Regions from separate parts of the Homo sapiens genome. Here region 2 is linked to region 1. Evidence: read pairs that join two places in POLR2A ChIA-PET (ENCODE). Cell type or tissue: MCF 10A. All regions are shown on one strand. Each heading gives the region's core, and the rest is flanking DNA. Links, peaks and the distances in the headings are about the cores only. Region 1 overlaps POGLUT1 (protein O-glucosyltransferase 1). Region 2 overlaps COX17 (cytochrome c oxidase copper chaperone COX17).

The links. ChIA-PET counts read pairs that join two places held together with the same protein. Peaks named below come from ENCODE experiments on the same cell type or tissue, not always from the same donor. Only the 100,000 strongest peaks of a DNase experiment are listed, where the experiment ranks them.
Region 2: POLR2A ChIA-PET joins it to region 1 with 10 read pairs; 21 of 35 experiments call an interaction of 5 or more read pairs at or near these places.

The regions. Positions count from the first base shown.
Region 1 is chr3:119,475,092-119,488,157 of GRCh38, forward strand. It overlaps POGLUT1 (protein O-glucosyltransferase 1), which reads left to right. Exons shown (of 11, transcript NM_152305.3): 4 at 2,222-2,357; 5 at 4,960-5,081; 6 at 10,237-10,296; 7 at 11,742-11,841. Among named protein-coding and RNA genes, the nearest start is that of POGLUT1, 13 kb to the left of the region's middle. In MCF 10A, for the core only: no CTCF peak of the experiment used is centred there; no DNase peak of the experiment used is centred there.
Region 2 is chr3:119,670,248-119,676,158 of GRCh38, forward strand. It overlaps COX17 (cytochrome c oxidase copper chaperone COX17), which reads right to left. Exons shown (of 3, transcript NM_005694.2): 2 at 4,898-4,986. The coding sequence ends at 4,902. Among named protein-coding and RNA genes, the nearest start is that of COX17, 4.2 kb to the right of the region's middle. In MCF 10A, for the core only: no CTCF peak of the experiment used is centred there; no DNase peak of the experiment used is centred there.

The DNA.
Region 1 (13,066 bases), core at 4,651-7,150:
CTCAGACTGCTAGTCCCTGAGACCTCTTTTCAAAAGACAATTAGAATTCTGTGTCTTGTATATCCTTCTAGAAATAGTCTGTACATTTACAAGCATCTAGACTCATCAACAAAATAAAACATGCTGTCTTCTGTTCTGCACTTAGATTTCTTTTCCATATAACAGTAGATTTTGAGATTGTTCCATAAGAGTCCATAGAGAATGCCTCACTTTTTCATGGCTGCATAATAACTTATTATATGGATTTCTTTATTCAGCCCTCTATCAGTGGACATTTAGATTATCCCTTACCACATCACTTTGCTTTTTGGATAACGCAAGCAATGCTGCAGTGAACATCCTTGTTACTGTGAACACTCATGTAAATATATATGTAGGCTAAATTCCTAAAAGTATAATAACTAGGGCAATTAATGTCATTTTAAAATCTTGATAAATAGGCTGGGTGAGGTGGCTCACGCCTGTTATCCCAGCACTTTGGATGGCTGAGACAGGCAGATCATCTGAGGTCAGGAGTTCAAGACCAGCCTGGCCAACATGGTGAGAACCTATCTCTACTAAAAATAAAAAAATTAGCTGGGCATGGTGGCCTGTGCCTGTAATCCTAGCTACTCGGGAGGCTGAGGCAGGAGAATCACTTGAAACCCGAGGTGGAGGTTGCAGTCAGCTGAGATTGCGCCATTGCACTCCAGCCTGGGCCACAGAGCAAGGCTCCATCTCAAAAAAAAAAAAAAATCTTGATAAACAGGCTGGGCACAGTGGCTCTCACCTGTAATCCCAGCACTTTGGGAGGCTGAGGTGGGAGGATCACTTGAGCCCAAGAGTTCAAGATCAGTCTGGACAACATACCAAGACTGTCTCTCCACACACACACACACACACACACACACACACACACACACAAACACATACAGAGTTGCCAGGTGTGTTGGCACACACCTGTAGTCCCAGCTACTCAGGAGGCTGAGGTGAGAAGATTGCTTGAGCCTAGGATTTTTGAGGCCACAGTGAGCCATGATCATGCCACTGCACTCTTCAGCCTGAGTGGCAGAGCGAGAGACCCTGCCTCAAATAAAAAAAACCTTAAAAAAAGAGAAATCTTGGTAAATAGAATCTAATTGTCCTACAAAGAGGCTAAACACTTCCACAACCGATATATCATATGCTGTGAATAGATCTCACACCCTTACCAACACTGCACTATTGGACTTTTTGATCTTTGCCAATCTGATTGGTAAAATTGGTATCTAGTTTCATTGACATTTCTTTATTATTAATACAGTTGAGCATCTTTTCCTATGTTTGTGAACTGTTGATATTTTTTGCAGTTATCTCCCTATATAAAAAACACTTTTTTTTTTTTTGGCTAGAGGAGCTCACTACATTGCCTACTGTGTCACTATGTTGCTGGTCTAGAACTCTTGGGCTCAAATAACCCTTCTGCCTAAGTCTCCCAAGTAGTAAAACAATATTTTAAATCAGTTATTTCCATGCTGCCAGAAAATTTTGATCAAGCCTTTGAATATTGCCCCTAGCATAGTGCTGGTCAGGACCTCAGAGGATGAGGCAGAAACAAGCTAAACTGTCAGTGTATCTTCTTTTTCTTTCAAGAAATCCCTGATTTCCCAGGGAATCTAGTCAGAAAGCTGTGTTACACTATTTATGATTATGTATATAACACTTTTTCTGGCTTGCAGAACTGATTTTGATAATGTTCTTTATTCAGGTTGAAGGTAATGAAAGGTTTTCTATCTGTTCTCATAAACTAGGAGACTTAATTATAATGGAAATAAAAATGGTGTCTTTGTGAGGAGCAAAGCCAAAGGAACACAGGTGGAAAATTAGCTATTTCAGCTATTACGAGAGTTTGTATCTTGTCTACTAATTAAACTATTCCATATAAGGGAAATAAAGAAAAGAACTGGAATGAATAAAGTGGTAGAAGTAGCAATAATACTCCCTTCAAAGCTATGACGATTTATTTGGAAAATTTTATTAAGTATTGTAAGCTGGAGCAGCTTAGCTATGAGTGAACTTGCACAATACAAAAAAGCAGAATAGCCCCTTTAGAAGCATTGTTTTCAGGAGACTTTGCAGTAGACTGATGATATGGAACACTGGAACACTGGCTTGTCTTACTTTAAAATGTGAATGGGACCTCGCCTTGTCCTAGAGCCTGCAGGCACTACTCTGCTGAATTTATGGTATGTCTGGTTGACAGGTGTAGTGGTGTTGAGCACTTTATTTTGGAAGTGATCGGGCGTCTCCCTGACATGGAGATGGTGATCAATGTACGAGATTATCCTCAGGTTCCTAAATGGATGGAGCCTGCCATCCCAGTCTTCTCCTTCAGTAAGGTAAGTACAGGGAGAGCCACATGGGTGGATGGAGAGTGGTCCTCTAGGATATGAGCATGAGATCTTTGTCCGGTGACATAGTCTGATGGATAATGGTAAGGATGAGGACTGAGGTCCAGAAATGGGTCTGTGTCTCTATTAGCATCACAGTGATTGAGCAAAAAGACAGAGGAGATGAAGTTGAGAGCTGGTAAGTAGTGTAAGATTGCTTGAGTGTCTATAGGGCTAGAGATGGAGGCTAGGGCGTGAGAGGCCTGAGAAACCTACAGGAATTAGAGGTGGGTCTTGAAGATCTTACAGAGCATGGGAGGAAGGGGTCCAAGAAAGCTTGGAGTTAGGGAACACCTTCATTCCAAAAGTTTGTTGAGCTCCTACTATGTATATATTCAGCCATAGTGCTGGGTATCAGCTGTCCCATCTGTCACCATATTCCGGGGGCCCAGGGTGGCTAAAAGTGAACCTGAAGGTGCCAGATAACTCCACACGGTGTGTGTACAAGCCGTGCATTGAAGGGATAGGCTGGAGATAGCCTAGAGGGCTATGCAAGGGGGTGATCTTTTAGACTCATCATGGAAGATTGGAGTAGCTAGGATACACCTGTGGGCTTGGGGAATTGGGGGCAAGGAATGTCTTGTCAGTGCTCAGGTTCATGTAAATGTTGTATCGGCAGGGATGGGCCTTGGTTCCCTAGAGACAAGGAAAGCATTTGGGGGTGAAGGCAGGAAGGCTAGAAGAGAGTGGATGGAAGATTCTATGGGGTAAGAGTGAATTGAGGAAAACCCCATGAAATTTGGGAAAAGGAACACTATTTCTGATTTGGTTTGTCTAAAGCAGAGGGACCTTTTATCCCCACTTTTTCTTTATCATAGTTTACTTTCTCCCTAGACTTGTTTTATTTCCTGTGTTGCAAGTGGGCAGAGGCCACATTTGTGTTGCATTTCCCATGGTCTAGCCTCATTTCTCGAAAGTGTTTGGTTCCATTGTTTGTCATGAAACTCACTCAGAAGAACAGATAGAGGCTCCCATGTAAGTCAGTAGGGACTTCGTGTTTGTTATCTATCTGTTGTTTCTATGGATAATAAAGTATGACCGTCGGTATACTAACTTTCCGTTCATCTTTACTTCCCTTCTGTTTTTTAAATCAGTGACTTCTAGTTTCCAAGGGAGAGTTTTACTCTGTCAACTTTATAGTTAATTGTGCAGCTTCTATTGAATAGCTGTTATGTTTAAGGTGCTTGATGAATCACATTTTTTACATATTTGAGAGACAGCAAACAGCATATTGCACATGTATTTCCAGTGGAAGAAATAGTAGAGTTAGAGGTTTATCAGTGGCCAGATTTTTAACAGAAGTAACCATAAAAAGGGAACAAATGGAGGCCAGGTGTAGTGGCTCACACCTGTAATCCCAGCACTTTGGGAGGCCGAGGCAGGTGGATCAAAAAAAAAAAAAAAAGGGGGGAACATATGGCTTTAAACTTTTTTCTTTTTTTTGAGGCAGAGTCTCACTCTGTTGCCCAGGCTGGAGTGCAGTGGCGCGATCTCAGCTCACTGCAACCTCCACCTCCCAGGTTCAAGTGATTCTCCACCTCAGCCTCCTGAGTATCTGGGACTATAGGCACCTGCCACCATGCCCGGCTATTATTTTGTGTGTATTTTTTAGTAGAGACAGGGTTTCACCATGTTGACCAGGCTGATTTCAAACTCCTGACCTCAGGTGATCTACCCGTCTCGGCCTCCCAAAGTGCTGGGATTACAGGTGTGAGCCACCGTGCCCAACCTCAAACTTCTTTCAAAAGATATGTGATAACACCCCTTCTCATTTTGCTCATCCATACTTCTGACCCCGATCAGTGAATAACCAAGAATTTATTGACCAATCAATGTGAGCCCAACAGTGCCATAGTATGAGATAACACTAGCCAATATTTATCAAGTATGTACAATGTGCCAGCTACTGTTCTAAGAATTTTACGTGTATCAACTCATTTAATATTCAAAATAAACCTTTTAGTTAGATCATATTATTGATATTATTGTTTCCCCCATTACAGTGATAAGGAAGCTGAGGCATAGAACCATTAAGTAACTTGCCTAGAGCTGTAAAGAGGTGGAGTCAGAATCCAAACCCATGTGATCCACATCAGGAGCCCACACTCTTAACCATTGCATGTATTTCTTGGCTCTTACTCTCAAAAAAACCCATTGGGAAATAACCAAAAACTGGTAAGACAGTGTAAACTCTTAAATGTAATAGTTAAACAATGAGAGAGCTCTGTGATTATTCAGAATTGGGCATATTGTTTCCTTAAATTGGAAATCTTAACAGTATATATCCTCTAGAAAAACAGAATTTGGGGGAACTGAAAAAGCTGACCTTTAATGTGATTCTGAATTCTGGAATTCAGTGAGCCCATGACTTTTAATCCATAGTCACTTTTGCCTTTTAATGTCTACAGGCTAGACTTTGGAAAATAGGGAAAATATATCTTTGACAATGTGACACTAAACCAAGGCTGTCCAGATCCTGTGGCATGATTGCAGTTGCCTCTTTTCACTGTTCCAAGACTGATTTAGGACGACCTGTCTGTTTTTGTTGAAGACATCAGAGTACCATGATATCATGTATCCTGCTTGGACATTTTGGGAAGGGGGACCTGCTGTTTGGCCAATTTATCCTACAGGTCTTGGACGGTGGGACCTCTTCAGAGAAGATCTGGTAAGGTAGGTCCTTTAAAGAGGTTTTATTTTTTCTCTTTCTGGGTTTTCTTGAAATAAGCCATAGAATATAACCAATTATTTACTTTTTTTTTTTTTGAGACGGAGTTTCGCCCTTTTTGCCCAGGCTAGAGTGCAATGGCGTGATCTCAGCTCACCGCAACCTCCGCCTCCCAGGTTCAAGTGATTCTCTTGCCTCAGCCTCCCGAGTAGCTGGGATTACAGGCATGTGCCACCACACCCGGCTAATTTCGTATTTTTAGTAGAGACGGGGTGTCTCCATGTTGGTCAGGCTGGTCTTGAACTCCTGACCTCAGGTGATCTGCCCACCTCAGCCTCCCAAAGTGCTGGGATTACAGGCGTGAGCCACCGCGCCCAGCCTATTTATTTTTAAGTGACTAATTTTTAAGTTAAAAATTAAAGACAGAAAACTGTAGTGTAAACAATTTTGTACGTGTCTAATAATATTTACATATCCATAGAAAGGGGCAGAATAGTCTATCCTAAACTATCAGCAATGCCTCTTTGCAAGGGATTATCAGAGACTTTTGTTTTGTATTTTAAATTTTTCTTTCTTTTTTTTTTTTTTTGCGACACAGTCATGTTCTGTCTCCCAGGCTGGAGTGCAGTGGTGCTATCGCGGCTCACTGCAACCTCTGCCTCCCAGGTTCAAGCAATTCTCTTGCCTCAGCCTCCCGAGTAGCTGGGATTACAGGCATGTGCCACCACACCTGGCTAATTTTTTGTATTTTTAGTAGAGATGTGGTTTTGCCATGTTGCCCAGGCTGGTCTGGAACTCCTGGCCTCAAGTGATCCACCCACCTCGGCCTCCCAAAGTGCTGGGATTACAGGCACGAGCCCCTGTGCTCAGTCAGTATTTTCAATTTTTCTATACTTAAGATTCTTTAAATAAGAGTGCATTCTTTCATAGTAAGAAAAAATGAATGACCTCGTCATAGGGGGGATAGAAAATTATTTGGAAGAATATAAACATACTTGGCAATTGAGAGCTAAGTAGTTTAGGCAGGGCTGAGGGAGCATAAATGTCCCATAAGCATCTCAAGTACAAGCTTATTCCAGATCCTCTCTGATTCATGACTGAGACATGCCTTGGCCTGTTGACTCCATCCTGCTATCATTTCAGAATTTAGATTGTGTAGCTCATCCAAGCTGTAGGTATTTCTTACCTAGCTACATTTTACATCATGATTCAAACAACTTTGGTGCTTAATTAGAGAACTTCCGGAAACACAGTCATTATAGGCCTTCTCTCAGGTATAAGGAAAGCAAACAATTCAACCTTGTTTCCATAAATACCTATCACCTCTCCCAAGTGTGGCTGAAGATTCAAAGAGGATTAAGGTAATATTCCCTTCCTGAAGAAACGTACAGGGCTGCAGTCCTCAGTGGTGGGTAGAGCCCTTTGTTAAAAAACAAACTTCTCTAGTGGGTATAATTTGGAAATTTTAAAAAATAATAACTTAGTCTCATATTTTACAGAACTGGAACTAGAAATTGTCTTTGTCCAGCCCTTTATTTCAGGGATAAGGGAATGAAGGTACAGAAAGGTTTAGTGATCTGGTCAAGGTCAGAAGCAAATCTAGGCCTAAAGACCAGGTTTCCAAGTGCATTATCCAACCTACTTTACTGGTTAATATTCCTTGTGTTTTCCTGACATTGAGACTGTCATTTCTTGTTTATTTTTGGGTTTTGAACATAATTTTGAGAGGGGGGGAAAAAGGTGTGGTTTTTTTGTTTCTTGGTTGTTTTTTAAAATTTTTTGTAGAGACAGGTCTTGCTATGTTTCCCAGCCTGATCTCAAACTCCTGGGCTCAAGTGATCCTCCCACCTTGGCCTCCAAAGTGCTGGGATTACAGGCATGAGCCACCACACTAAGCTGGAAAAAAGGTTTTAAACTTTTTTTTCCCTAAGTTATTCTTGGCCTTGGCCTTAATTTTCTAATCCTTTCCCCCCCTCCTCAGGTACTTGCAAATACCCTTTTCACATTCTTCTTTTTGTAGCTCTTTTCCCACCTGCCATGCAGCTGCTTTGTTTTCAAAATCTTTAAAAACATTTTTACTGATTATGAAACCTATATATGCTCATAAAATTTTACAAATATGTATAACTCAGGCAACTTTCCCCCTAACTTATTGGTGTATCTAAGTAATCTTTCCATGTCTTTGTTTCATGTCAGTACATATGAAAGAGTCACTTTATTTATTTGTTTGTTTGTTTATTTTTAAAAGGCAGGATCTCACTATGTTGCCCAGGCTGGACTCAAACTCCTGGGGTCAAGGTGTTATCCAGTTACTCCACCGTGTAGTTATTAATACCATTTTCCCCCAGGTAAACTAGTAAGCAATTTTTAGGCAGATAGAATGTTTTAAAGTCTAATCTTATATGAATACTTTTTTCTTTTGATACCTTCCCATTTTATTCAATTGAATTTATTCATGGTTATAGAAATACAATTTTGTTTTTTAGAACCCTCTGTTTAGAATCTCTAATGATGTTCATTTGTTACCTTGAAAATTTAATAATCTGCTTGTTTATCCATCTGCACTGATGTCTGCCTGCCACTGTTCATTCTATTTTTCTGATATTTTGGGAGTTTGTGCCCACTGATTTATATTTCACTCTGTAGAAGAATTCATTGTTCTTTACAGATCGAAGATTTCATTTGTTACTGTCAGAGAGGGTTTAAAAAAGAGGGCTGGGGTAGCACCAGGCTGTGGTGGCCACCGTTAGCACTTGCCTGGAGAAACAAGTCCTAACCTAGGTCTTTTGAGGGAGGATGGGTAGGTTAGGAGAATGAAAGAGAGAGAACAGTGATACACAGTTTGGGTTTGTGTATATGAAACACAGCTTCCCCAGGAGCCAAGGAAATAAAGAGAAGTAACTTTGAGTATAAATTGATACATGTTTTGTTAGATAGTTTGACAATATGTATCAAAATTGGAAATGTATACTGTGTATCCTTTGACCTAGCTGTTTCATGTCTAGAATGTATCCTAAGGAATTAATCAGATGAATGTGCAAAGATTTGTGTACAAGGATGTTTACTACCATGTTGTTTCTTAGAGCAGAAAGTTGGAAACTACCTAAAAGTCCATCAATAAAGGATGAAGTGAATCATAACATGACTATAAAATGGAATTTTTGCAGTGAGTCTTTGCCAGAGATTATAAAATGGAATATCGTGCATGAATGGAAAGGCAGTGTAGGTTTTAAAAACTCTGGGTTCAAATCCTGGCTCTTATTAGCTGCATGACTCTGTGCAAGTTGCTTAACCTCTAAAGGACCTCATTTGTAAAATAGGGGTGATAAAACCTACCTCTTAAGATTGTGAGAATGATTTTTTATTTACAAAGCACTTAAAACAATGTCTGTAACATAGTGAAGTGCTATATAGATGTTGGCTGTTATTATTATTTATATTTCCTATTAAGATTGTTACCTAACAGTATGTATGGTGTGACCTCTGTTACATAGAGCAAAGTTTCTCAGTACTAGTGTTGCTGACATTTGGGGCTGGATAATTCTTTGTCCTGGGAGCTGTCCTAACCACTGTAGGATTGTTCAGCAGCATTTCTGATCTTTACCCACTAAATGCCAGTAGCAGTCCCCTAGTAGTAACAATCAAAAATGTCTACAGACATGGCCAAATGTCCCCTGGGTGGGAGGGACGGGCAAAATTACCCCCAGTTGAAAGCTACTAATATGAATAAATGATTGCAAGGAAATTCTCGGCTAAAATGTTACATTGTTACCTCTGGACAGGGAGATTCCAGACGACTTCTTACTTTTATCTTTATGCTTTTTCATGAGAACTTTGCATGAGGAGCATGAAACATTTTCCACTAAAAACAAAACAACAAAAATCCAGTGCTATAGTGTCTCTGCTTGGGCAGGAAGAAGTATGGGGAAAACAAGATAGTTCTGGCCTTAGACTGGAGAATCAGGTAAAGGTGATCCATCCAGAAAAGGCCAGAGGATGAGCCACGTTGGCTGAGGGTGGAGGTCTGAGGGCCTGGAAAATACTGAGCAGCGTTCTCAGCTGAGTGAAAATGAGCAGCATGACATTATATGTATCTGAAAAGGACCTGTGCCTAGAAAGTTTATATCCTAAGTTTCTCCGTTACTGTAATCCAGCCCATCAATCCCTCATTAACTTCAGTTCAGCCTTCCCTTCCTTTTTCAGAGAAGATGCTGTGCAGACTTCTGTGCAGGGAGGGTTCCTACGAAGCAAGTTAAGAATGATGCATCTGTGAGCTAGCAGTTTCAGTAAGGAAGGCTGGTCATGGTAATGTGTACTGAGATCTGACTTTCAAGGACTTCATCTTTATAGAGCACTTAGTCTGGCTTTAAGAATACAAAGGTGCTTTTCAAATATCAAACTAAATCTGATGACACTTCCCACCTATGGAAAACATAAAATCAGAGAGTGATTTCCCTTTCATTCCATTTCTGATGCTTTTTTATTTTTTTGCAGTTCTGTACACATAATTAATTTCATCAGTAGCACCCTACTTAAAGTACAGAGGAAATCCACATTTGCCAAATTATAAACAGACCTAATCATGACCTTCAGGGTTTGGGGGCTTTTCTTTCAATGTTGTTAACTTGTTAATGGGGAGTAGATTTGTAGATACAACTGGGTAGCACCTCCAGAGCAATGAAATGGTAGCAAAAGGAAACAAAGTGTCCTTTAGGGCTTTTTCTTTTGAGTGACTTTGATTAGACTTACTTAGAAATATGAAGCTCTGGCCAGGCACAGTGGCTCACGCCTGTAATCCCAGCACTTTGGGAGGCCGAGGCAGGCGGATCACGAAGTCAGGAGATAGAGACCATCCTGGCTAACACGGTGAAACCCTGTCTCTACTAAAAAATACACAAAATTAGCCGGGCGTGGTGGCGGGCGCCTGTGGTCCCAGCTACTCAGGAGGCTGAGGCAGGAGAATGGCATGAACCCAGGAAGGGGAGCTTGCAGTCAGCCAAGATCGCGCCACTGCACTCCAGCCTGGACGACAGTGCGAGACTCCGTCTCAAAAAAAAAAAAGAAATATGAAGCTCTGAACTAATCTTCAGAAATGGTTAAAGCACATTCTTATATAGTTGAAAAAGATATATTGAAACTAATTAAATTCTATATTCTTAGGTCAGCAGCACAGTGGCCATGGAAAAAGAAAAACTCTACAGCATATTTCCGAGGATCAAGGTGAGTTATTTTCTGACATTTTACAAAGATATTCTTCCAAGTAATGTAAAATGTAAGTAACTTTGAGGGTATGACAAGCTCTGTAGTTCAAAGGGAAAGCTAAGATAACAAAGAAAGAAATGTGGAATCACAATTTTAGATTCGAGAATAATTCACATTATTTGCCGAAATCGCCATTGATTGAGTTGATATTCAAAGAAGTAAAGTTCATCCATTTCAGTCATTTAACAGATATTTTACATAGTGTCACAAATGTGTCGGTCATTGATTATGTGATGCCAAACACAACAGATGGGTGTCTTCTTACAGTCCCTAGGAGTAGCTTATGATCATGCCACGGTACTCTGCTGGTTAATGCAGAGCAGGACTCATCACCATATCTCTTGACTGCCTTTTTTATCACACCCTGTGGCTGCCAAATAGTGGTTAAGAGCACAGACTGAGACTGCTGAAAATGAAGAAGGGAGCAGGGAGGAAAGAGAAGAGAAAAATGGCAAAGGTAGTAGGAGGACCCTGTGTTGTTCAGCTCCATAGTCCCAAGGCCAAGAACAGTTCCTAGCATGTCAATATATGATAAATATCTGTGGAGCAGATGAATAGAAAAGACCATGAAGGGAGCAGGGTTTTGTAGTTTTAGCAAGTGAGTCCTTGCCAGAGATTATACTCCCTCTTCACCCTCCTCTTCACTTCGGAGCTAGACTTTAGGAGGTAAATGGATTATCCAGCTACTATGTCCTGTTTCTTACCAACTTCTCTGATTCTTAAATCTTGAAGTCACAAATTAACTTGGGGACCATGTCTGGACTTCAAGAGTTTTAGGACTCCCTTGAAATTATGTGAGGATATGTGCATTTTTCTGGGAAGGAGAGAGGGTTGGTTCATAGTTCTTAACAGATTATCAAGGAATCCATGATGCCTCACATGTCAAGACCCTCTGCTACTTGGAACATCACTAGAAATTCTTCCACATACAGTCGTCAGGTTTTTAAGCCCTTTGGTTTTTGTGCATTTTTTTTAAATTAAATATTATACTGGGCTGTACAGAGCATACATAACAAAGGTCATGTAGCTGTTTTAGTGAGTCGTGACTACCTAGCCTCACAGTTATGAGCACCAGTGATTATAGAAGCCACATGAACTTTCCTAAAAGGGAAATCATTCCCTGGGATTTGACTATAGTGACCTGAACAACATACCCTTCAAGACCAAATGCAAGCAAAGAAGGGCCAAGTACCCCCCAACCCTAAAGGTACAGAGGGGACCAGCCCTGGATGACCTAGATGCTGCAGTACCCAGTATACCCCTCCTCCGCTGTCACGTCACCAGTGAATTGTCCACTTGTGCAGAGTCATTGCATTGGGTCCTAGTCCTGCTCACCTTTCAGGGATTGGGAACAGTTTTCTAATACAGGCCACACAGTTTTATGTCACGTGTTTCTTTTATAGGACAAGTCCAGAACGAGATCCTCTCATTCTTCTGTCTCGGAAAAACCCAAAACTTGTTGATGCAGAATACACCAAAAACCAGGCCTGGAAATCTATGAAAGTAATCACCAGTCATCTGACTAGAACTACAGCAGTGAACATTCTCACTCAAAGAACATTGCCACCTGGGTAGAATTTGAGATTAGGTTTCCTGTCAGTGGTGAGGTGAATGTAAAGAAAGTTCCATGAACCAGCATTAGCATATATGTAAATTCTCCTTTTTCAAACTTACATTGCTTTTCTGGCCATATTATGACTAGTATATTGCACTACTTTGAAGGTTTAAACCAGGGGTCACAAACTTTTTCCAGGAAGGGCCAAATAGTAAATGTTGTAGGTTTTGCAGGTCGTATGGTCTCTATTGCAGTTGCCAACAGACATGGGCAGTTTGTAAATGAATGAGCCTGGCAGTGTTTTTATTAAAACTTTATTACGGCCAGGCATGGTGGCTCATGCCTGTAATCCTAGCACTTTGGGAGGCGAGGCGGGTGGATCACTTGAGGTCAGGAGTTCAAGACCAGCCTGGCCAACATGGTGAAACCCCGTCTCTACTAAAAACACAAAAATTAGCCGGGCATGGTGGTATGTGCCGGTAGTCCCAGCTACTGGGGAGGCTGAGGCAGGAGAATCGCTTGAACCTGGGAGGCAGAGATTGCAGTGAGCCGAGATCACGCCATTGCACTCCAGCCTGGCGACAGAGCAAGACTCCGTCTCAAAAATAAGTAAATAAAAATAAAAATAATAAAAAATAAAAACTTTATGGGCACTGAAATTTGAATTTCATGTAATTTTAAGTTGTCATAAAATATTATTCTTTTGCCTTTTTTTTTAACCATTTGAAATGTAAAAATTTCTTAGTCCATGACAAAAACAAGCAGTGGGTCAAATTTGGCCTGTGGGTCGTAGTTTGCCAACCCCTGGTTTAAATCAATGGTCTCAACCCTGGCTGTGCAATACAACCAGAGAGCTTAAGAAAATGAATCAAATGAGTCAGAATCTCTGGGAATGGTGTCCAGGAATCTTCATTTGTTTAAAACTTTTCAAGTGATTCTAAGGTGAAGCCAGAAATGGGACCGTTGGTTTACAGTCCACTCTCTCCTCTTAACTCTATGGCTTTTTGCCTTAATCAAAGAAATTAAAGCCCTAAACTTCCTTTATATGAAATTTCCATATACCATATGAGGATGCTATGAGGAAAAGCTTTAGACTTCTTGGGAGAAAACTAAGTAAATCTGAGGTGCATGTATTATTTCATACAGTTTTAATCAGGAGCAAGTGAGCTTAAG
Region 2 (5,911 bases), core at 3,401-5,900, 190 kb after region 1:
TCACACCTCTCCCAGTGCCTATCCCAGAAGATTGAGAACAATGCTAGGAAGGTAATTAAATTGGGGTAGCTAACTCTTCAAGTCTAATGCAAATATTTCCTTCATTTAGCTGTTCACTTCATTTGGTTTAAATAAAGATAAACCACATCAAGATACAAACATCTAAACTCTTTTCTAAAAGACTCAAAGGAAGAATACATTTATAGAAAAGTTTGGAAAGATAACCAAAAACGAAGCCATTCAACCTTTCAATTATAGCAGCCCATAGCATTGTTACGACTTTTGCGACTGACTACATAACAAAAGGGGCTGTGTGGTGGAAGACCCTGGATTTAAACCTGTTTGATTATATCTCTGGATGTAAAGTCTTTGACTGGAGGGATAATCTTTCTCTCCTCAGTATTTTCCAGGGTCTTAATAAATATCTGCTGAATGAACAAATGTTTGAATGGCAGAAATTATTCTTTCTGGATTATCTTGGGATATTTTCATACATGATCAGTTTTGTGTGTGTGTGTGTGTGTGTGTGTGTGTGTGTGTACAATTCAGCATATTTTAAGCATCCAACTGTTAAGTTGTTAAACTTAATATTGAGTATCACCACTATTCAGTACTAGTCCTTTAATTTCTTTCAACGACTTTAGTCTCCAAAATAGGTTCTTTAGGCTTCTTCTGTCTCCTAAAGGCAGGAAGATAGTAGCCATCTATTTCCTCATATTTCTAATGAGGTTCTAGGTTCTTCTAATTACTCTTTTCAGTAAAAGCAGCAGTCATAAAATAGAAAAAAATTGTCTAAAATCACCACCATACCTATTTTTTCTTGAGTTTTCAAGTCTCTGCCTTTGCTACTACTAAATTTTCAGATACTTTATGCCTAGCATTATCCCTGCTATTCATCTTCAACTTAGGCCAGTGGTTGTTAAAGAGGAGTGCACTTGAAAATCATCTAGGAGTTTCTCAGTCAACAGGTGCAGACCAGGGCCCAAGTTGTGAATTCTGGAAAACATTCTTCAGATGATTCTGAGGTGCACCTCTGGGTAAGAACCACTGGGTGAATGTAGCCTACTTTCAGGTAAGGTATAAAAAATGTATAATAGATTTATTCCCAATCTACTGCACTTGAGGTACAATTAAGATCTACTTAGGAATAACATTAAAATCTACAAAGGTTTTTGAATTAAGGAACTTTCATGATCGTTGCCAGAGAGATCTAAGTTTGCAAAATATTTTTCCTTTGAAGCTATTCTCAGAAAAATGTGATCTAACAGTCTAAGAAATACCGATTTAGGTTAAGTTTATCTTATAGCAATGCAGACAGTTGTGTTGGATTTCACCCTCCAGCCAATGGCCTGTTTACTGGGTTATATGCAACTGTACATTTCCGCAACAAGTCTTTCTAATTAGCATTCATAATGAGGTTTTAAGATTGAAGATCAAGATTATGTGCAATCCTAAAAATGAATATGTTGGAATAAAATCTCATTAAGTACAAGGCGTGAAGTGTAAAGTGCCTGTGATTTAGAGAATATAAAAATCTTAACTCTAATCTAATTCTACCACTATCCACTCCTAACTTGAGCAAGTCTTTTTTGACTTCACTGTGCTTCCATTTCCCCATGGAGGTTGGGGAAATAGGACACCTGGGACCAATAAGGATCCAACACCCAGTCCTCTTCCCAAAATATTATTACACTGAAAATGAAAAACATGGCAGTTTGAATTCTCAGAAGGGTCCTATATGGATTCAGATTGTTCTTCTTGTAACCAGGATTCAATAATAATCAAGTCATATACTTAACAGACCTCAACTGAATGTCTGCTATCCACAACTCTAAAGGTATGAGCTATTCTGTTCTGGTTTTTACAGATGATTTATTTTACATTGAATCATCACAACTCTATGAAGTAGTTTGGGCATGTATTATTGTCTCCATTTTACGGATGAGGAAACCAAGGTACAGAAAGTTAAGGACCTGCCCAAGACCACACAATCAGTTAAGCAGTAGATTTTCTAAGTCTAAAGCTTTTGCATTTTCTTTTACACACAAATGAAGTACACAAACATAATTCTCACTCTCTGCCCTGATAACATAAAGAAAACTATGATATCATATGATACTTTTGAATATATGCCACTTATAACAATTGTACCACCTTTGTGGTTCAGATGAAGTCCAAGATAAGCTTTTGATATTCCTAAAATTAGCATTTCTTTTTATTTAATCACCCCTTTTTATCAAGGCAAGTTCAGCACAAGCCTACAGCTTACACAACTGACGAGGGAGTTAGATCATGAACAAGGAAACCATGTACAAATGTTAAGGTTGCATCTTTAAAAATAGTTAATAAAGTACACATACTTTTTAAGAACACACTCCCCTTCAAATTTACTTATTTTATAAAATAGTTCATTATGGGATTTCTTTAAATAACCATCTATTCTAAAAGCAACTTAAGTATATCATTTACACAACAGTAGATATACCATACTATATATAGAATCACAAAATGTATTATGGTTCTCTTTTTATAAATAATAAGTGAAATTCAGAGGAGTAATGTCTTGATGAAGCTAAATGTAGCTAAACTTAAAAACATGATAAACTAAACATCAGGAGAATAAAAACAAAGCCTCAGGACTTTCAGCCTAGACTGTTTTCCATTACACAGTAACTTCTTATCAGCTTGCGACAAGTTCCTTATCCCTCCTTTTTTATAGCTCAGTGAGGAAGACTGGCCATATGTGAAATTCCAAAGAGGCAGGAAAGAGGTGCAAGGGAAAGAAGCCAGGCTCTCTAGTACTAATATATTGGCATATGGCTTTGGCATTCTCTCTCAGCTGTTATTAAGTTAAAAGTGGTAGTGTGGTGTGGAAGTTAGGGTAGGGGCAAAAAGCAGAGGGAATCGGCATGGAGACTGAGGCTCCAGTTCTGATACTGCACAACCCACCTTGGGGGCCATTTCATAACTATAAGCTTTAATTTCCTTATTTATTCATTCATTTAACAATCCTCCATTAAGCACCTACTATGAGCCAGGCACTGTTATAGGTAGTGGGGATATGACAGTAAATGAAATAGAAAATTCCTACTTTCTCAGAGCTTACATTCTAGCTGCCGTGAAGCAACACAGGTAATTAAAAATATATGTATCATGCAGGTGACAGTGTATAGAATAGAGTAGCCACTAGCCACATGTAGCTATTAAAATTTTTACAAACTAAAAATTCAGTACCTCACTCTCACCAGCCACAATTCAAGTGCTCAACAGCCACATATGGCTAGTGGCTACCAGACTGGCAAGTGCAGATACAGAGCATTTCCATCTTCACAGAAAGGTCTTAGGACAGCACCATGATAGAGTGATGGGGAAGGGATGTAATTTACATGGGGTGTTGAGGGAAAGCCTCTCTAATAAGGAGACTTTTGAAAGAGACCTGAGTAAAGAGGGAGTGGGGTGAGGGGGTGAGCTAAGTTGATAACTGAAGAAAGAGCTTCCAAACAAAAGAGTATCATTTGTTTGTGGAATTGTTGGACACATACCACTTAAGGTCCCTTTCAGCACTTAAAATGGGTTAAGAGTTCCAAGTTCTTTTAAAAATGGCCTGAGGCCCACCGCCCTGTCTGGGATGTCAGGAGTGCCACTGCCCGGCTGCCCACTGTCTGGGAAGTGAGGAGTACCTCTGTCCGGCCACCCCGTCTGGGAAGTGAGGTGCCTCTCCGCCTGGCCACCACCCCATCTGGGAAGTGAGGTGCCCCTCTGCCCGGCTGCTGCCCCGTCTGGGAAGTGAGGAGCGCCTCTGCCCAGCTGCTGCCCCGTCTGGGATGTGAGGAGCGCCTCTGCCCAGCTGCCGCCCTGTCTGGGATGTGAGGAGCGCCTCTGCCTGGCCGCCCCACCGTCTGGGAAGTGTGGAGCGTCTCTGCCCAGCTGCCCACTGTCTGGGAAGTGAGGAGTGCCTCGGCCCGGCTTCTGCCCTGTCTGGGAAGTGAAGAGCACCACTGCCCGGCTGCCCCACGTCTGGGAAGTGAGGAGCACCTCTGCCCGGCCGCTGTGCAACCTTCCAAGTGTGAAGTGACAGCCTTGTGTGTGATCTTTTCTGTCTTCCCCAAGTTTGCATTTTTGACATTAAAGTTTACTTTTTAATTAAAAAAAAAATGGCCTGAGGCTTTAGTTTTATTCGAATAAAGCATGCTACAATTCCATTTTCATTTTTCAGAAAGCAATACTTCCGTGGGATACCCACTCCCTACTTAAAAGCATTTCTTGGCCAGGCATAGTGGCTCACACCTCTTAATCCCAGCACTTTGGGAGACCAAGGCAGGAGGATTGCCTGAGTCCAAGAGGTTGAGACCAGCCTGGGCAAGATGGTGAAACCCCATCTCTAAAAAACAACACAAAAAATTAGCCAGGCACGGTGGCCCACACCTGTAGTCCCAGTTACTTAGGAGGCTGAGGGGAGGATCACCTGAACCTCCCAGGTTGAGGCTGCAATGAGCTGTGATTGGGCCACTTCACCCCAGCCTGGGTAACAGAGTGAGACCCTGTCTCAAAAAAAAAAAAAAAAAAGCATTTACTGAAGTCCCACAATATTTATTAGAAACAAGAAAGAGAATATGTTTCTTTTAGTTCCCTCAGTCAATTTTCCTAAAGCCATGGGACCTAAAGGCTTTTGTCAAACCCTTTCTTAAAAGCTCAATTCTCCCCTTCCCCAATCCGCTAAATGACTGTCTTTACTGACATAATTTACTCCCTTCATTGGGAACTGAAAAATCATGGTTTTTTCAAATTGATACTTAAGCATTTTAGATTAACCAGGTGAACTACCTTTCAGAGAGAATGTAGCCCAATTGTTGCTAAATCTGTAAAGCAATACACAACTTTGAAGCAAGAAGCTTACCATTTCATATTTTAAATCCTAGGGCTCTCATGCATTCCTTGTGGGCCTCAATTAGATGTCCACAGTGTTCTTCTCCTTTCTCGATGATACTATAAAACAAAATGTACTTGTTATCTAAATATGCATTAAGCACATTATTAAGTATGCATGATAGTGATGGGGAGTGAGACAAAACACGGGTATAATGGAATGTAGCTGGAATTAAAACAAACGCTATTACCTCAAACAGCTTTGTTTTTATTTGATCTTATGATATGCCCATGCCTATGAAGACATTCCACAGATAAGTGATTTTGGGGGGGAAATCTGATAAGAAATAATCACGCATATTAAATATTGCCTCTAGTCAATATCCAAGGAGTAACACTGCTCTATAAAGAAATAAACTGAGTAAAATATTTATGCTAAATGAAGGGCACAGAGAACAGCTCAATTTTTTGCTTATTATCACAGAGAAATTAACTTTCTGATTTTGCCCTACATTCAAACACAACCAAATAAATCTACTTCTAATTACATCAAAAACATCTGGTAGCCAGGAGACCGAGATAAACACCCCCTCATGATGATCAAAGAATATTTTACTTGTAAAATTCACAAAGTAAAGACTAGGACTACACAGCTTTATTTCTAAGGCCTGAAAATGTGATTTTGCAAATAATCAAGTTAAGCCCAATTCAATTACAAGGAAAAACTGACTCCTGACTATGGATATTTGGGGAGAACCCACGTGGTCTGAGGCAATCGAGGCAAAGGGAATTTAACAAAGGGAATAGGTTCTCCTTCCATGGAAACTCTACCCATCCTTCAATAGCTCAAGAGCTGCCTGCAAATGGGAGATTGCCTGGGATAGTGAGATCATTGTGAAGATAATAGCTAGCATTCATTGATCATTTATTGCCATGTATACTGTGTTAGCCACTTGACATGGCTTGTATCATTAACCTTTACAATAATACTGGAGGGAGTTTCTTTTATTAGAGTCATTTTACAGACACATGAGGCTCAAGGTCA